3 separate regions of the Homo sapiens genome follow, and regions 2 and 3 are each linked to region 1. Evidence: read pairs that join two places in POLR2A ChIA-PET (ENCODE). Cell type or tissue: OCI-LY7. All regions are shown on one strand. Links, peaks and the distances in the headings refer to the core of each region. The heading gives the core; the rest is flanking DNA. Region 1 overlaps RNFT2 (ring finger protein, transmembrane 2). Region 2 overlaps FBXO21 (F-box protein 21). Region 3 overlaps FBXW8 (F-box and WD repeat domain containing 8).

Region 1 (6,221 bases), core at 663-5,662:
CCTAGACTCCCGAGTAGCTGGGACTACAGGTGTGTGCCACCATGCCAGGCTAATTTTTGTATTTTTAGTAGAGACCGGGCTTCACCATGTTGGCCAGGCTGGTCTCGAACTCCTGACCTCAGGTGATCCGCCTGCCTCACCCTCCCAAAGTGCTGGGATTACAGGTGTGAGCCACCATGCCCAGTCATTTTATTTTTTTGAGACAGGGTCTCCCTCTGTCACCCAGGCTATGGTGTAGTGGTGCAATCTCGGCTCACTGCAGCCTCCGCCTCTTGGGCTCAGGCAATCCTCTCACCTCAGCATTCTGAGTAGCTGGGACCACAGGCGTGCACCACCACACTTGGCTAATTTTTGTATTTTTTGTAGAGATGGGGGTCTCGCTATGTTGCTTAGGCTGGTCTTGAACTTCTGGCCTCAAGCAATCTGCCCACCTTGGCCTCCCAAAGTGTTGGGATTATAGGCATGAGCTACCATGCCTGGCCTGTGCCTGGATTCTTGACCCGTAAAAACTGTGAGATAATAAACATTTGTTGCTTTAAGCTGCTGAGTTTTGGGGTAACTTGTTATACAGCAATTGATAACTGATACTAAAAGCATCTGACTTTGTAGTGAAAACCCTTACTCATTATAGGGAATCTGGGAAAGGATGTTTGAAGCATTTAATTACGAAAAATGACATTACTGAAAATGTGGCTACTACCAGACAGGACACACACACACACACACACAGACACATACCCCTAACCTCAGATCCTCTTTAATCACACAAACCAGGCCAGCCAAGTCCAGACTTAGAATTAAACACTAATACTGAATATCGGTATAATACACTATGATTTTCAAAACCCATATACAGCCCTATACATCATCTCATATGACTCTTAAAAAAGTCCTACAAGCTGCCCAGCAGCTTGTCAATCTTGGGTGACAGATGACATGGAGGGTCAGGGTCACAATGAAATGCATTGCTCAGGGTTACAGAGTTAGTGCCTAGGATATTGTTGGTGCTCAATAAGCCCTCAAAGCATAGATGACTGGATGGAGGAGTCAGAGGTAGGTGTCAAGAACTCTGATTCCAGCTTAGCCATTCATTCATTCCGAGGAGGCAACGTGCACAGGCCTGGCTGGACACAGCAGAGACTATTCCCAGGAATTTCTGGAAAAAGTGCTCTGATCTTGTAATGCAGCCCTGGGGGCATCTCAAAGCCTGAGACCAAGCCTTGTGGAATGGGCATGGCCAATGGCATCAGAGGCTCTGGATTTGAATCCTGGTTCTGTGACTGAGGAACAACGGGACCTCAGGCAAGTCCATCCCTTTGTTTTTCTGAGCCTGATTCTTTGTCTCTATTAAATAGGGTAACTACTTCCCGCCCGAAGTGTCTGTGAAGATGGGGACAGATAAGGTCAAGTATGAAGAACTTGTAAGCACGAAATCAACAGGAGTCACCATTCTCTTGCCCTCTTGCCTTCATATCATAAAACATGCAAAAAACCAAACTCATAGTGACCAAGAATTGGAGGACAGTTCATTCTCTAAATGCACTCTTACTCTTCTCTTTGGCAAAGGATTTCTTTAAATGAACCAAGCTTCTCACTTTGTGTTCAAAATGCCCTTTCCCTGGCTCCCTGTAGCCTGTCAGAGGGCACACCATAAATACTTGCAGAGTGCCTAACTGGGCAAGTGTGCTCCTGAGCAGAGTGTTCTAACCTCAGGACATGCTCAGTGTCTGCCCAACCAGCTTCAATTAACAATCTGCTTCCTGAGCCCTAGCTCAGGGGGTAGTGGGTGGAGTGGGAGTGACATATTGAGCTTAAAGGGGAGACAAGGTGTGGCTTTAGCCTAGTGGGCCCCTCCGCCCCTCCCTCCCTCCCTCCCTTCCTTCCTTCCTTCCACCTATCCATTCACCCACCCACCCATCTATATACCCACCCATCTGTCCATTCATTTGCTCACCCACACTGTCACTCACCCACTTATACCTCTATCTACCCACCTTTACACTCACCCATCCACTCCTCCACTTGGACACCATTCCATCCATCCGTCCATCTGTCCATCCATCCTATTTACCCACTCATCTGTCCATCCATTTGCCCATCCATACAGTCACTCACCCCCTTATACCTCTGTCCACCTACCGTTCACTCACCCACCAACTTCTCCACCTGTCCATCATTCACTTCCATTCATCCATCCATCCATCCATCCATCCATCCATCCATCCACCCACCCACCCATCCCATCCATCCATCCATCCATCCACCCACCCAACCATCCTATTAATCTAAACATTCCATCCAACCATCCCATCCATCCTTCCTTCTGTCCATCCATCCCTCCATCCATCCATCCATCCAATATTTACTGAGACAGTACTGTGGCTCTGCTGCTAAACAAGACAGACATGGTATCTGCTCTCATGTTGCTTGTGATTCACCAGGAGGCAGACAGACCTTGCCCATCTAATTACCAAATGAACTACCTAGTTAACAATTGGAATAAGTGCTAAGTAGGAAAAACACAGGCATCTATGAGACCATATAGCCAGGGACGTGACTAGTCTGGAGAAGCAGAGTCAGGAAAGACTTTATGGAGGAAGCAACATCGCAACCAAGTCATTCATTCATTTGTTCATTCATTCAATGCTTTTAGGAATCAGCATGACCCATTTACCTATGTGAATCATCTCTGCCTTTCCAGGCCTAGCTCACAGCAACAGAGCAAGACTAAAATGTGTGCCTGGCCTGGTCATATGTACAGTCTTCAACCAGCACTGGGTACAGCTGTTACTCCTAGATCTGGGACAATGGGTGTCTTGTCTGACTCCTCCCAAGAATTTCTAATCCAGTTGCACATAGTGGTATCAGGAGAAGAATGGAGGAGAGACAAACAGACTGAGGCTTAGAGAGCTTGTCAGACTTTCACCTTGACATCATGTTCAAATTGTCCCTGCTACCAAGAAGGAACTACAGATGGCTCTGAAGCATATGAAAAGATGCTCAACCACGCTCATAATTAGGGAAATGCAAATTAAAACTGCACTGAGATACCGTTTGTCACCTGTCAGATTGGCAAAGCTCAAAAGAGGCTTGGTAACGCTGTGTGTTGGTGAGGGAAGAAGCAAGCGGCTGTGTCATACTGCATACTAACAGCCTAAGTGGATACATTCTTTACAGAGGGCAGTTTAGCAATAACTGTCAAAACTGTGTGCCTTCTGACCCAGTAATTCTTCCACTAGAAATTTATCCTACCAAGAGCTCATGTGTGTGTGAAATGGGATGCATGCCCATAAGAGCTAATATTTATTGAACCCTGACCACGTGCCAGGAGCAGTTCTAAATGCTTCCCTTGAATTAACCTTTAATCAACACGATGGGCCCAGGTTGGTGCAATTGATCTCCCCATTCTGGATCATTCATGACAGCCTTATTTGTAATAACAAAAGATTATCAGCTACTAAATGCCTATCAATAGAAGAATGGTTAAACAAACTGGTCTATTCATAAAATGGCACATTATGCAGCTATAAAATAGGATAAGGAGCAATCTCTAAGATAGAGTTTTAAGTTAAAAAGGAAGGTGCAGAAAACAGCATAGGTAGAATGTACTATAACTTATGTTTTTTTTTAAAAAAATATGTTTGTGTGTGTATAAATATATACACACATATACATACATATGGTGACAGGCCTCCTTTTTATATCTTTCAAAGATTTTTTTTAAAGTAAACTTTTTATTTTGGAATAATTTAAGGCTTACAGAAAAGTTGCAAAGATAGAACAGAAAATCCCAGTACACCCCTCACTGGGTTTCAGTTTCCCCTAATGTCATCATCTTGCATTACCGTGGTACATTTGTCAAAGCTAAGAAACCCACGTTGATATGTTACTATTAACTCAACTCCAGACTCTATTTGGATTTCATCAAACCTGTTTTCTACTAATGTCCCTTCTCTGTTCTGGGATCCAACCCAGGTCCCAGACTGTGTTTAGTCATCATGTCTCTTTAGTCTTCTTTTTGAATGTTGATTCATGCAAATATATTATCCATTTAAAAAGAAATACAATTGAACATGAAAAACAACCTCCCCCTTCCAAATCTCCAAACAGCAATAACAACAGCAACAAAAATGCTTGTCGATGTTAAAAAGGAACCCACCTTCTATCCCCCTACCCGTAAGCCTTTCCATGCCTTTTAGTCTCCAGGCTATGCCTCCTCCAAAAACCCTTCCCAACCTGGAACTCATCGCTCTCTGCCTCAGTCCCCCGAGACACTGCATGAATCTCTCTTACACGGCACTTATCACTGCCTGCCTTGCTTCACAGTTATTTATGTAAGTGTCTGTCTCCCGGCAGAGACTGTGAGCTTCCAGAGGAGGGGACGGGATCTGTGGGCCCTCTGCCTCTCCTTCCTGGGTCAGATAGGATGCTTTGACCCCAATACACATTTGCTGAATTGACACCTAGTCCCTGATGTCAGGAGGAGGAGGAGGGATGCATTTAGGGATTTAAAAGGAACCGGCCAGCACTTACGACTGTGGGCTGGTGACCCACGACTAATAAAAACAAATGGTAATAATAATTATACAGATGACAATGATAATTCTAGCAACTTCTATGGTTGAATAATTGAAATTTAGTTCTTTCCATGGATGATCTACTTTAATCATAATAATAGCCCTATGAAGTAGCTGTTATTATTATGTCCTTTTTTTTTTCTTTGAGATGTAGTCTTGCTCTGTTGCCCAGGCTGGAGTGCAGTGGCATGACCTCGGCTCACTGCAACCTCTGCCTCCCGCGTTCAAGCAATTCTCCTGCCTCAGCTTCCAGAGTAGCTGGGACTAGAGGTGTGTGCCACCATGCCTGGCTAATTTTTGTATTTTTTTTTTAGTAGAGACAGGGTTTCACCATGTTGGCCCAGCTGGTCTCGAACTCCTGACCTCAGGTGATCTGCCTGCCTCGGCCTTCCAAAATGCTGGGATTACAGGTGTGAGCCACTGTGCCTGGCCACTATTATGTCCATTTTAGACATGAGAAAAACCAAGGCTCAGAGAGAGAGTGACTGACCCACAGGGGGTCAAGAATGCTGCTGAAATTCACATGCAGGATATTTTGATGTTACACCATACGGAATTTGGCATTCTACATCTTACTAAGGAAACCAAGCCTCAGAGAGGTGAAATAACGTGCCCAAGTCCACCCAGCTACTAAGAGGCAGAGGTGAGATTGGAACCCAGGTCTGGCTGACTCCGGTCTTAACCGGATTGCCCCCCAGAGACCCATGCCAGAGACCCGAGGACTGCCCATGGGGAAGGGTCCTACTCTCCCCCAGCCTTGGTCTCCAATGGTCCCGCCTGAGCCCTGCTCACCTGGCACAGGAGAATCAGAGGCTCTCGGAACTCGGCCTGACAGATGGCGCAGATGTCACCAGCTTCTGTGCACTGCTGCCCGGTGGCTCGGACTCCATAGTTCTTTGAGGGAGGGGAGAAGCAAATACAGCTATGGGCGCCCTTGGGAACTACGCCCTCAGGAGCACTGTGAGATCTGTGGGCTGAGGAAGGGGTCGCTGCTGTTTCCAGTTCCTGATTCTCAGGACCCTGGTGGGGACCACCTGAAGCCAACTCACCTGAGAGGTACAGAGAAGCTTCAGGGCTTTCCTAACTCCGCCCACACGTCCACAGATGTCGAAGGACTGAAAGGAGAGCAGGGTGGTGGCTGAAATGTACCCAAGGATCACTCGTGACCCCTGCACAATCACCCCACCCCATCCTCTGACCCTCCACCCATTTTTGACTCAGAACATTTTTAGGGCTCCTCTTCTCATTTGCACTTCTTCCTTCCCAACAGTGTTGCATGGCTTTTGTCTTGTTGCCTAATATCAAGAGTTTCCCCTGCTACCTAGGCCAGAATAGCAAATATATGGCATGCATAGTGCCTATTTCCCTTCCCAAGCCCACAGCAGGCATTGATAATCGATCACAGCACTCTTCCTCTGAGCCCAGCCCACCCTGATAACCCTTCTCCATCTAGCACTCCAGTCAGCCACTGTGTTGATCAGAACCAGCAAGTAATCAGTATGCCCCAATGGCTGATACTACATGGATTGCCTTGCCAGTCCTGCTGGAAGGAAGGAAAGAGAAGAACTCATGCATCCTCCCAGGATTCTCTAAAGCCAGAAATGGAGAACCAAAGAGAAAGAGAAGGATGTATGGATTTTTAGA
Region 2 (5,000 bases), core at 1-5,000, 310 kb before region 1:
CCAAGAGAACGGGACTCCGGAAGAAGACGTCTCCACGGAGCCCTCGGGACCTGCTGCACCAGGAAAGCCACTCCACCAGTAGTGCTGGTTGCCTCCTACTAAGTTTAAATACCGTGTGCTCTTCCCCAGCTGCAAAGACAATGTTGCTCTCCGCCTACACTAGTGAATTAATCTGAAAGGCACTGTGTCAGTGGCATGGCTTGTATGCTTGTCCTGTGGTGACAGTTTGTGACATTCTGTCTTCATGAGGTCTCACAGTCGACGCTCCTGTAATCATTCTTTGTATTCACTCCATTCCCCTGTCTGTCTGCATTTGTCTCAGAACATTTCCTTGGCTGGACAGATGGGGTTATGCATTTGCAATAATTTCCTTCTGATTTCTCTGTGGAACGTGTTCGGTCCCGAGTGAGGACTGTGTGTCTTTTTACCCTGAAGTTAGTTGCATATTCAGAGGTAAAGTTGTGTGCTATCTTGGCAGCATCTTAGAGATGGAGACATTAACAAGCTAATGGTAATTAGAATCATTTGAATTTATTTTTTTCTAATATGTGAAACACAGATTTCAAGTGTTTTATCTTTTTTTTTTAAATTTAAATGGGAATATAACACAGTTTTCCCTTCCATATTCCTCTCTTGAGTTTATGCACATCTCTATAAATCATTAGTTTTCTATTTTATTACATAAAATTCTTTTAGAAAATGCAAATAGTGAACTTTGTGAATGGATTTTTCCATACTCATCTACAATTCCTCCATTTTAAATGACTACTTTTATTTTTTAATTTAAAAAATCTACTTCAGTATCATGAGTAGGTCTTACATCAGTGATGGGTTCTTTTTGTAGTGAGACATACAAATCTGATGTTAATGTTTGCTCTTAGAAGTCATACTCCATGGTCTTCAAAGACCAAAAAATGAGGTTTTGCTTTTGTAATCAGGAAAAAAAAAAATTAATGAACCTTAAAAAAAAAAAAAAAGGTTTTGAAGGGAAAAAAAGTGGTTTCACACCTCTTGTTATTCCTTAGAGTCACTTCAAGGCCTGTTTGAATGTGGCAGGTTAGAAAGAGAGAGAATGTCTTTCATTTGAAGAGTGTTGGACTTGTGTGAAAGGAGATGTGCGTGTTGGAATCTGCTTTTCCAAGCCGCCAGGGTCCTGACGGCAGCAGGACGAAGCCTGTTGTGGCGTCTTCTGGGAAAGCCTGACCGTGTGTTCGGACGGCACTGGCTCCTTTCCGAAGTTCTCAGTAACTGAGCCCAGAGTAACTGCACGCCTTTGTGCAGCTCTGGAGCTCCACCAACTCTCGGCCTGCCAGTTCTCAAGCGAGCTAATCTTGTCATTAATCGATAGAAGCTAACTTCCGAAGTTAGGACCTAGTTACTTTGCTCTCAACATTTAAAATAATGCAGTTGCTCTAGTGAATGGGGCGTTAGGGGCCTGTCTCTGCACCTGTCTGTCCATCTGCATGCAGTATTCTCACCCATGTTGAATGCCTGCTGCTTGTTTACCCTTTGGAAACCCTGGGGTGACCAAGGTTTGGAAAGCCACCTGAGACCACTTCATAGCAAGGGAAGGCTTTAAGCAGTTACTAGAAAGAGATGGGGATTTGGCCCCTGGCTCCTCCAGCCTGAATGAGCTATTTAATCCACTGTCCATGTTCCTCATCAGTCAAATCCAAAGTCAAAGGATTTGAACCTGCATCTGGAAACGTAACCACTCACAGCACCTGGCCCGCCAAGGTTGGGAGGATTGTACACTACTTTCATTTAAAGGGGAAAGTTTGATAATACGGAATTAATTAATATGAATGAGATGCATTAATAAGAACCTGAGCATGCTGAGAGTTGCAATTGTTGGTTTTCTGGTTTGATTGATTTCCTTTTTTCTTAGACACATCAAAGTCAAGAAAGATGGTTTTACCTTTACTGACCCAGCTGTACATATGTATCTAGACTGTTTTTAAATGTCTTTCTTCATGAATGCTTCATGGGGCTCCAGGAAGCCTGTATCACCTGTGTAAGTTGGTATTTGGGCACTTTATATTTTTCTAAAAACGTGTTTTGGATCCTGTACTCTAATAAATCATAAGTTTCTTTTTAAAAATTTTCCAAAACTTTTCTCCATTTTAAAAAGCCCTGTTATAAACGTTGAACTTTCACAATGTTAAAATGTTAAATATTTGGATATAGCAACTTCTTTTCTCTTCAAATGAATGCCAAGATTTTTTTGTACAATGATTAATAAATGGAACTTATCCAGAGAAACCACGCAAATGGCCTGCCCAATTTCGTTTGAGGACAGAAAGCCCAGCCATGACTTGAGTAGAATGTCTCTCACCTCTCTTCGGATCTAAATATGAAAAGTATGTTCTGCTGAATTTTTCTGAGCATTGGTGAGCGGACAGCCTACCTGTAAACCATGACCTCCTTGCCAAACGTTAATTTTATCAGCTCACTAGTAACCTTTGAGAATTATCTGGTTGTCATGCAAAGATTGCACTTTCTGAATTATGTTAAAACACATGTTGTAAAATGAGAACTGCTCATGCTTTGAAAGAAAACCAGGTTCTTCGTGCGTTCTGTTGCCGTTGATTTGAATGGCTGTGCTGTATACGATGTGTCCAGAATGTCTTCAGAGCACTGTTTCCGTGTGATGTTACTACCTACTATGTGGGAGGAAAAAAGGTTATAGGTTAAACAAAGTCAATTGACTCTATGGTGGTGTTTCTCAATACCTGTGACGCACAGTACTGTGCGTCGTGACTTTCTAAGAGAAGTGTGCAGCGGGTGTGTCATCTTGATATATGAAACCCTGGAATTTCCCTCCCCTACACGCACGCACCGTCCCCGGGGGTCCGGTGTTTGCAGACATGCTTTGAAAAGCTGTCTCAGTGAGACATCAGTTATGTCCAAAATGAGTTTACCTTAGAATCAGACCGGTTTTGCCAGGCGTCATGTTTGCAAACATTATCCACCTAATCAGATTTTGAAAGGCCGGCTTTCATGTCGCCTGCCTGAGACTCATAACAGATCCCCATTATAAGCGCGTTTACACAGCAAAATGATTTTATTGAGAAAACCAGCATTAAGTACTGTTGCCGGCTCAGTTTTCCATTGCATACTATCTACTTAAAGTCCCGTTCTCATTTGTAAGTGTTCCGATCTTTCCCCACGGAGAAAACTGAGCAGAGCTGCCGTGTCGCAGGCTTTCTGCTGCTGATGTCGCATCTCTTTGCTTTCCCCTCCTTAGTCCATACTCCAAGTAAGTGAACTCAGACTACCAGCAACTTTTTAACTGAAAAGTATCTGTCCATGATGATCAAGATGCAGCTCTTCGTGTTTTTATTTTGTCTTTTTTTTTTTTTTTTTTTTTTGGAGGGAAGGAGAGACATCAACTGGACAAAATGCAAAATTTGGATGTGGGACAATTGCTTTTTGGAGACGTGAATAGCTGTACTGTACGTATTATTTTGTGTGGCATGCTAACTTTGAGCCGGGCACTGGCCTAATAAAGTCTTTGTAATCCTCCCAGCAATCCTATAAAGCAGACGCAGATAGTAAAGATTTTAGGCTTTGCAGGCCACGTACAGACTGTCACATGTTCTCTGTTTTTAAAAGTGTCAACAACATTCTTAGCTCAAAAACAGGCTGCAGGTGGGATGGTGCCCACAGGCCATAGTTGGCTGACCCCGGCTAGGGTGTAGGCACTTAGCATTCCACTGTATAAAGGGGAAACCCAGGTCATACTGCGTGTGCGTGGGTGGGAAGCCGGATGTGGAATACAGGTGGTCCCTGAGTCTCCAGGAACCACTGAGCTCCAGCTGTTCACACCCACACTCTGCGGCGCAAGCAACTACCTCGCCACGGTTTAGCCTTGGTCTAGCAGCGACTTTAACCTTGAATGTTGCATTTCTGAAAAATTTAGAATCTTGAAAGTAAAGGACGTCCCTCCGGTGAATAAAATTAGGCGCAATTATAGAATACATGTATTATGGCCACGTAGCAATGACTGTATTAGGGCTCTGCTAGTTCTGTAATAAATAGACCCGAAAAGCAACAATGGCTCAAACACCATAGAACGTTTTTGCTTCCATAATATTGGGCAGGGGAATGGGCTGGCAGGGCAGCCCTTATGCAGGCAGGCATCAGAGCAACCTGAGCCGTCCATCTCCATCCCGCCTGAAGTAGCGGGGAGCATGGAGGGCTGAGACCATCTGGGAGCTTCCATGAGCCAGGTGTGGAAGTGGCACCCCTTATGTCCACTCATTTTGCACGGAGGTGGGAAACGTCCAGTTGTGTTCTAGGAAAGGAGACAGAACACAGTGTGGGTGGAAGCTCTGGTCCACTGCACGGGCCACTCCAGTGTGCTCCTCCACCGCAGGAGACAGCCACGGACAGCTAAGCCAGGCTGTCCGTGGGGACGGACACATTTCTGCAGTCTCCGGCTCAGTCGCCCCTGCCTAAGTAGCACATAGAGGCAGTGGAGTTCCCTTCAGATGGCACTGTCTGTGTACACTCACGGTCTCCACCGCAGATGGCTGCAGCAGCGGGGAGCAGACCTCTCACCGCGTGGGTCACATGCACTACCTCTGCCTCAACAGCCAGATCTCAAGTGGCCGGCCACACCTTCGTTCCAGAGGAGGTGCCAAATGGTTTCCTGTGGGCCCGAAAGGAAGAGAAAAGGTTTGGTGGGCACAGACTTGTGTGTGCCTCACCCCCAGAGCCCTCCGCGGTCCCTGCATCCTACTCAGCCCAGTTTCCCTGGGCCGTGCAAGTTCCCTCCATCAGCCCAGCGTGGCGCCTCCGGGATCCCCCACCCCCAATTCCCATTAAGAGGTGAAGCAGGGACGGCAGCTGCAATAAGAACTCCCATTTGAGAAAAAGAAAGAATGAAACAAGTTGCTGGTCTCTAGCAGGGATGAAATCCCACTCGCGGGGGACCTTGGTAAGACCCCTGCCTTTGTCATGGCCGGGGGTGACGTTTCTTGCATAAGCCCTGACTC
Region 3 (6,221 bases), core at 520-5,519, 98 kb before region 1:
TGTCTGTGCCAGAGTGTCTGAGCACTGGGCAATCATGAAGCACAGATAGGGATAGACCAATGTCAGCTGTGAGTGAGCCAGGCCACAACCTGAGTAGTCCCAGAGCAGAGTATGTCCCCTAACCGAGCCCTGGAATTCAGGGTTAAATAAGGTGTAAGATAAAGGTAACATATAAAGACCTTTACAGGTTCTCAAAGGCAGAACGTGCTCAGGAAACACAGGGCAGCTTTACTCTGATCCTGGGCATACATATGCCTTTTTTGTAGAAACCATAACATTTTGTAAAAGTCATGAAATGTAACTACCGAACAAAAAAGACTCAAGAGTAATCAAGAGATCATATAAATGTAGCCATTCTTTAATTACATGGACCAAAAGCATATTCAGTAGAACAACACCTCCAGGTGTTAATAAGTTCCTTAGAAAAGGATTCCACGCTCAAATGAGCTTAGGAAACACTGCTTTAAACAAAACGAAGCAGAATTCCTCGCTGCAGAACTTGCGCTTTGAATAGCAGTGGCATGTGCTGCACATCTCTAAGAAGGGGATACACGTTGAGTATCCCTTATCCAAAATGCTTAAAACCAGGAGTATTTTGGATTTCAGACGTTTGCATTATTCTGACTGAGTCTCCCAAATCCCCAAATCCAAAATCCAAAATGCTCCAATGAGCACTGAAAAAGTTTCTAATTTTGGAGCATTTGGGATTTGGGATTTTTGGATTTGGGAAGTTCAACCTGTATAAGAAGCTGCATTTCCTAAACTCATTTGGTTCCTGACTTCTTTTTGCAACGAGTATCTCAAAAGCCCAGTGCTCTGCAGAAGTCACTTTAGAGAACACTGATTTGGGTTACCGGTCAATCAGTTAAGATATGTTTTGGGCACTAACCATGTACTGGGCACTCAGGCCCACAGTTCTCATCTACTTCCCACCCAACCTATGAAACCAAAACCTTTGGCATGTGACAGAGATCCCATGGATGCACCCAGACTGGGGCTACTTCTCCATGGCTGAGGAAGCTATAGGGAAATGCTGGGGTCCCTGCCGTTACACCCAGGTTAGATCACAAGACTGGCCCCAAATAGGGGAAGCAATCTTTTAAATTATGTGTTCAAAAATGAGCTACAAGCTTCGTTTTGTTGGATGGAGCCTCTGAATCATCCCCACTTTAGGAAAATCCAAAGGCAGTGCTCAATGATTACAAACTAGAAAATCTCAAACTAAACATTCTGTATGAGTTTTCATGAGGACTGTGCAAATCTCAACCACTTTAAAATGGAAACTTTTCAATGGGACTTTCAGGAAGTCTCAAATATGTCGGACCTTAAAGATGTTGGAAGCTGAAAGCAGCTTTTTCTAACAGTTTCAAGGAAAATGCCAAATCATTTTAAATAACACAATCTGAAATTTGTACAACAGGGTTACAGGATGAAAAACTGAGACCAAAAAATTGATGTTGTGGTGCATCATTCACATCACTAACCCCGGGTCACAGTGCTTATTCCGTAGAAAATAATATTCAAGCTAAAGTTTAAGTCCTGGATAACAAATAAAAAATCTCTTTGAGAGACTTAAAAAAGGCAGAGGTGAGAATTGCTTCCAAAAAGGGATCAGGATTGTATCCACAATTAGGTATTAAAAACAGAAATGTGTCAACAATTTCTTTAGCAAACTATAAAAGGAGGGTGCTTTTCTTTCTTCTTTTAAAGGAGAACAAAAATGACAGGTTTTAAAAATGACTTTTAATTCTGAAGGAAAAAAAATCAACAAGAAAAAGACCTAGTTAAACTTTCACAAGCAAATGTTAAAGGGTCCCACCAAGAGGAAATCTTGTTAATTGTTTTGATTCCTTAAGTTTTATGAAATCTAGCAAGTTTACAAGCCTGAATTTTCCAAAGGCCTAATGGTCTTTCTTTAATACACCAGAGTTGGAATGGCCTTGCTCAGTAAAGCCCCACCGAGTGAGCCTCAGCTGCAAGGACTTGCTAATAAAAGTGTCTCCAGCATTTTGCTTTATAGCACCACTGTGAATTGCAGCATTAAAAAAAAAAAAGCTGTTGGCTCAAAAATGAGCTTTATTAGCTCTGCCTGGATTAGGGTTACCAGTAAGGCTCACAGAGGGGAAGTCTCATTGTTCCCTTCACAGGTTCACACATCAAGTCTACTGTGGGAGGACACACCACATAGAGACAGCTCTCTATGCACTCACTGTCTCAGTTTCCTCTCTCTCCACTTGCTCCTGAGCCACTAGCTTTTGCCCCCAACACACCACTGACCCTGGTCAAGGTCACCAGTGACCTCCAACTTGCAAAACCCAATGGTCATTTCTCAGTCCTCCTCTTACTTGATGAACAACAGCGCTTAACACCTTTGATCACTTTCTCCTCCTGGAAAACATTTATCCCATGGTCCCAAGGAACGACACATCTGGGTTTTCTTCCTGCCTGGCAGGGAACTCCTTCCCGGTCCTCTGCCTGGCCCTGCTCATGTCCACGGCCTCTAATCCTTGTGGAGCACCAGGGCTCCATCCCTGAACCCCTCCTCTATTTACATTCACTTCCTTAATGTTCTCATTTGTCTCCTGGCCTTAAATACCATCAATGTGGCTGACAGCTTCCAAATTTCCATCTTCAGCCCAGAGCTCAACGAAGAGCTCATCCTCAACCTCACAACCAATGAGTGATCTTCCCCCATACCCACACATGCTCCTTCCATGGTCTGCTACTTGTCGGTAAACAGTGAACTCATTCCTCCAGTTGCTCAAGGCAAACACCATGGAGCCCTTGTTGACTCTCTTCCTTCTGTCCCCACATCCAGCCCATCCACAATCCTGACTCTGTCCACTTCTGCTGGTGCCATCCTGGCCCAAGCACCACATCCTCTTCTCTGGATTACTTCAGTGGCCTCCTAACTGGTCTCCTTGCTGCTGTCCTTGTCCCCCAACAACCGATTCTCCACACAGCAGCCCAAATGGTCCCTTTTTAAACGTAGGGCAGCCCTTGTCACCCCTCTGCTCAAAGCACTCCAAAGGCTTCCCATCTTATTCACAAAACTTCGAGTTCTTTTAATGGATTAAACGCTTATCACATCCTGAGTCCTCTCCTCCTCTTATCCTTCTGCTCACCACATCCCCGTATCAGTCTCCTATGGCTGCGCTAACAAACTACTACAAACTTAGCTGCTTAAAACAATACAGATTTATTCGCTTATAGTTCCGGAGACCAGAAGTGTAAAAGCAAGGTGTGGGCAGGGCTGCATTCCTTCCGGAGGCTTCAGAAAGAAAACAGTTTTCTTACCTTTTCCAGCTTCAAGCTACCTACATTCCTTGGTTTGTGGCCCCTTCCTCCACCTTCAAGGCCAGCAACACAGCATCTTCTCTCCTCCCTGACGTCCTGCCTCCCTCTTACAAGACTTGTAATGCACTGGACCCACCTGTATAATCCAAGATAATCACCCCATCTCTAGATCCTTAACCTAATCACATCGGCAAAGGGCGTTTTATCATGAAAGGTAACATACTGGTGGGATTCAGGGATTAGGACGTCAGCATATTTGGGAGGGCCATTATTCAGCGTACGACAACCACCCACTTGGACCTTCCTGCTGTTCTTCAAACACAACAGGCGCACCCTGCCTCAGATGAGCTTCAGCTGTGTCTGCCTCAAGTCCTTCGTCCTTGCTATTCCACTCTGCCAGAGATCTGCACAGTGTCCTTCACCCCTCCTTCAGGTCTTTGCTCAAAGCTCACCTTCTCTGCAAAGTCTTCCCTGGCCACTCAAAAGTGCAACCCCCATATCACCTCTACTGTCTTGTTCTTCTCCATAGCACTCACTGCCATCTGATAACTCTATTTAATCATGTCTTTATTGTATATACAATGGAAGCTCTCTGAGAAGCTGGTTTTTTATGTTTTATTCTCAGCTGTCTTCACTATATAGAACAGTACCTCGCACATACATAGTCAGCTCTATATAAATAACCAAATGAGATAAAAGTGTAAGTCCAACTTTTTTTTAAAAATTAGCATTGCTTTTAATTCTCAAAGGTCATAGACACAGCTCAGCTCCTGGCATGTGCTGCCCTCCGTAGGCTCCTTCTTATTCACATGTATTATTTTGCTTTATGCTTTTTTTTCTAGTAAACTTTTTAATTGTGGAAAAGTTCAAACACACAAGAGTAAAGTGAACAATATAAAGAACTCCAAAGTACCCACCACTTAGCTCAATGTTCATTTGCCATTCTTGTTTCATCTAGCTCCCAATCTGTTTTTTAGAGTGATTTTGCCTTTCCCTAAATTTGTGCTTAAAGGAGGCAGCCAAAACAATCACATGAATTAAAAGGAACTCCTGAGGGCACTTGGGTCTTGAGCATACAAGGAACCTTCCACAGAACTTCCTGATAAGAGAAGTCTGGCGGCAAGGGTGAAAGTGAAGAACTAAGGGAACCCTGCCAGCAACTACAGGTCTGCAGAATCACTTTTGCCAGGAAAATCAATTCAGCCTCACTTGGCTATGGATTCCTGACTCACACAGACTTCATTAAGATTATAGATCTTTAGCTATAAGCACCTGGATTTTAGTTTCTCCTACATGGACATAAAATCACATTTTCCTTGAAACTTGAAATACCATAATCTAATATGCTGGTCTTTGGTTCTAGAATTACTTATTTATTTTGCTGTCAACTACTTCTTGCTCACCAATATTATCATAAATTTCAAGTTTTTAACCTCTGCATCTTCCCTCTTTTTCTTTATTACTTTGTTTATGCACGTTTTTCTATCTTTTACTTGATAAACATGACATCATTACTTATGCAGCTAAATTCCTAAAATTACATATTAGGAAATACAAAGCACTAAAATATACATTAAAAAACTGAAAACAAAATTATGGAGTTGGAGAACAGATCAGTGGTTGCCAGGGGTTAGAGATGGAGCTGGGGGTGAAAGGGTCGGGGAAGGACTTGAGGCCAGTGTGGCCGTCAAAGACTGTGAAAGAGTAGCACAAGAGATTCTCGTGATGAATGTTCTACATGTTGACTGCGGTGGTGGTCACACAAATCTACATCCATGTAAAGTTCCATAGATTCACAAATAAGTGCATGTAAAACTAGTGACATCAACAAGATTTGTGAATTGTGCCAATGTCAGGTCCTGGTTTGCTACTGTTCTGTAGTTATGCGGGATATTACCAATGGAGGAAACTGGGGGAAGGGTACACAGGAACTCTCTGTACTATTTTTTGCAACTTCCTATGAATTTATAATAATTTTTAAAGTTTAAAAAATGAATATTGGTAAATACCTAAAAGCCATCACTCCTCAGAATTATTCACACTGTAATATAATGGCAGACTTACTTTTCTCCTAAAAACCAATTTGTAATTTTGAAACCAACAACTGTATCATTGTTATCGACTAAAAAATTGTCTCCTTTAAATACCAGGAATCCTGTGGGCACAAAAAAAGATGAACATAAAATTATAAATAGCAAGATTACAAACCTGTTCAATGAACTGTCCAACAAGTAACTTTGCTTACTAAAAGCTACACTGTTTTCAAGATGTTTCGGCAAGAAACACTCCCACAGAGAGATTAAGTCCCTCGAGGGACAACTATTGAAAGGAAGGAGCTGGAGACCTCAGCATCAAAAGTACACACAGATCACAAACTAATGTAGCAGGACTTCAGTTTTCAAAACATAAAGCCTCAAAAGCAAAAAAAAGAGGAGGGGATATGGAAAGGAGGCAAAGTCAAAGCAAAATCAGTCTCCGGCATGGTTTGTGGGATAATTAAATCTCAAAGGCCTCCCAGTAACAGAGTTTCTTACTGTTAGTCAGTTACCAATTTGGCATAAAGATCTAAGCAAACAGGTTTTCTCCAAGGGCATACATTTAGTTCATGGTGCCAATTCCACATAACTGGCCCAATTTCACTAAAATCCCAAGGCACCTAGATTAAAAGAGAGATGGAGAGAGAGAAAAAAAGCAAGCCCCTCTAAAATAAAATCATAAAGCAGCAGGACATTCCACAGAAGGATTTCCTCCCTGTTTCAAAATAAAAACACCCCAAGAAACAAATGAAAGTGCTACTTATTTTTATTACTTTGTGGTTTTAATTTTAATGATTGATGAAACAAAGCCAATTCTACAAACTACTGGCCATCTATTGTCATTCTCATGTAAGAGCTCCATAAAACTCCTGACTTCACAGATCACAG

The links. Peaks named below come from ENCODE experiments on the same cell type or tissue, not always from the same donor. Only the 100,000 strongest peaks of a DNase experiment are listed, where the experiment ranks them.
Region 2: POLR2A ChIA-PET joins it to region 1 with 6 read pairs; 4 of 35 experiments call an interaction of 5 or more read pairs at or near these places.
Region 3: POLR2A ChIA-PET joins it to region 1 with 5 read pairs; 3 of 35 experiments call an interaction of 5 or more read pairs at or near these places.

What each region holds. Positions count from the first base shown.
Region 1 is chr12:116,835,431-116,841,651 of GRCh38, reverse strand. It overlaps RNFT2 (ring finger protein, transmembrane 2), which reads right to left. Exons shown (of 11, transcript NM_001382266.1): 9 at 5,627-5,692; 10 at 5,370-5,471. Among named protein-coding and RNA genes, the nearest start is that of HRK, 43 kb to the left of the region's middle. RefSeq lists a silencer at 2,679-2,875. In OCI-LY7, for the core only: no CTCF peak of the experiment used is centred there; a DNase peak (open chromatin) is centred at 3,031; H3K27ac peaks cover 1,459 bases.
Region 2 is chr12:117,141,045-117,146,044 of GRCh38, reverse strand. FBXO21 (F-box protein 21) reads left to right here. Exons shown (of 12, transcript NM_015002.3): 12 at 1-4,054. TESC-AS1 (TESC antisense RNA 1) reads right to left here. Exons shown (of 3, transcript NR_120464.1): 3 at 4,556-4,654. Among named protein-coding and RNA genes, the nearest start is that of TESC-AS1, 44 kb to the right of the region's middle. RefSeq lists enhancers at 2,574-2,653, 2,054-3,253. In OCI-LY7, for the core only: no CTCF peak of the experiment used is centred there; no DNase peak of the experiment used is centred there.
Region 3 is chr12:116,933,687-116,939,907 of GRCh38, reverse strand. The region is part of intron 2 of FBXW8 (F-box and WD repeat domain containing 8); the gene reads right to left. Among named protein-coding and RNA genes, the nearest start is that of FBXW8, 26 kb to the right of the region's middle. In OCI-LY7, for the core only: no CTCF peak of the experiment used is centred there; no DNase peak of the experiment used is centred there.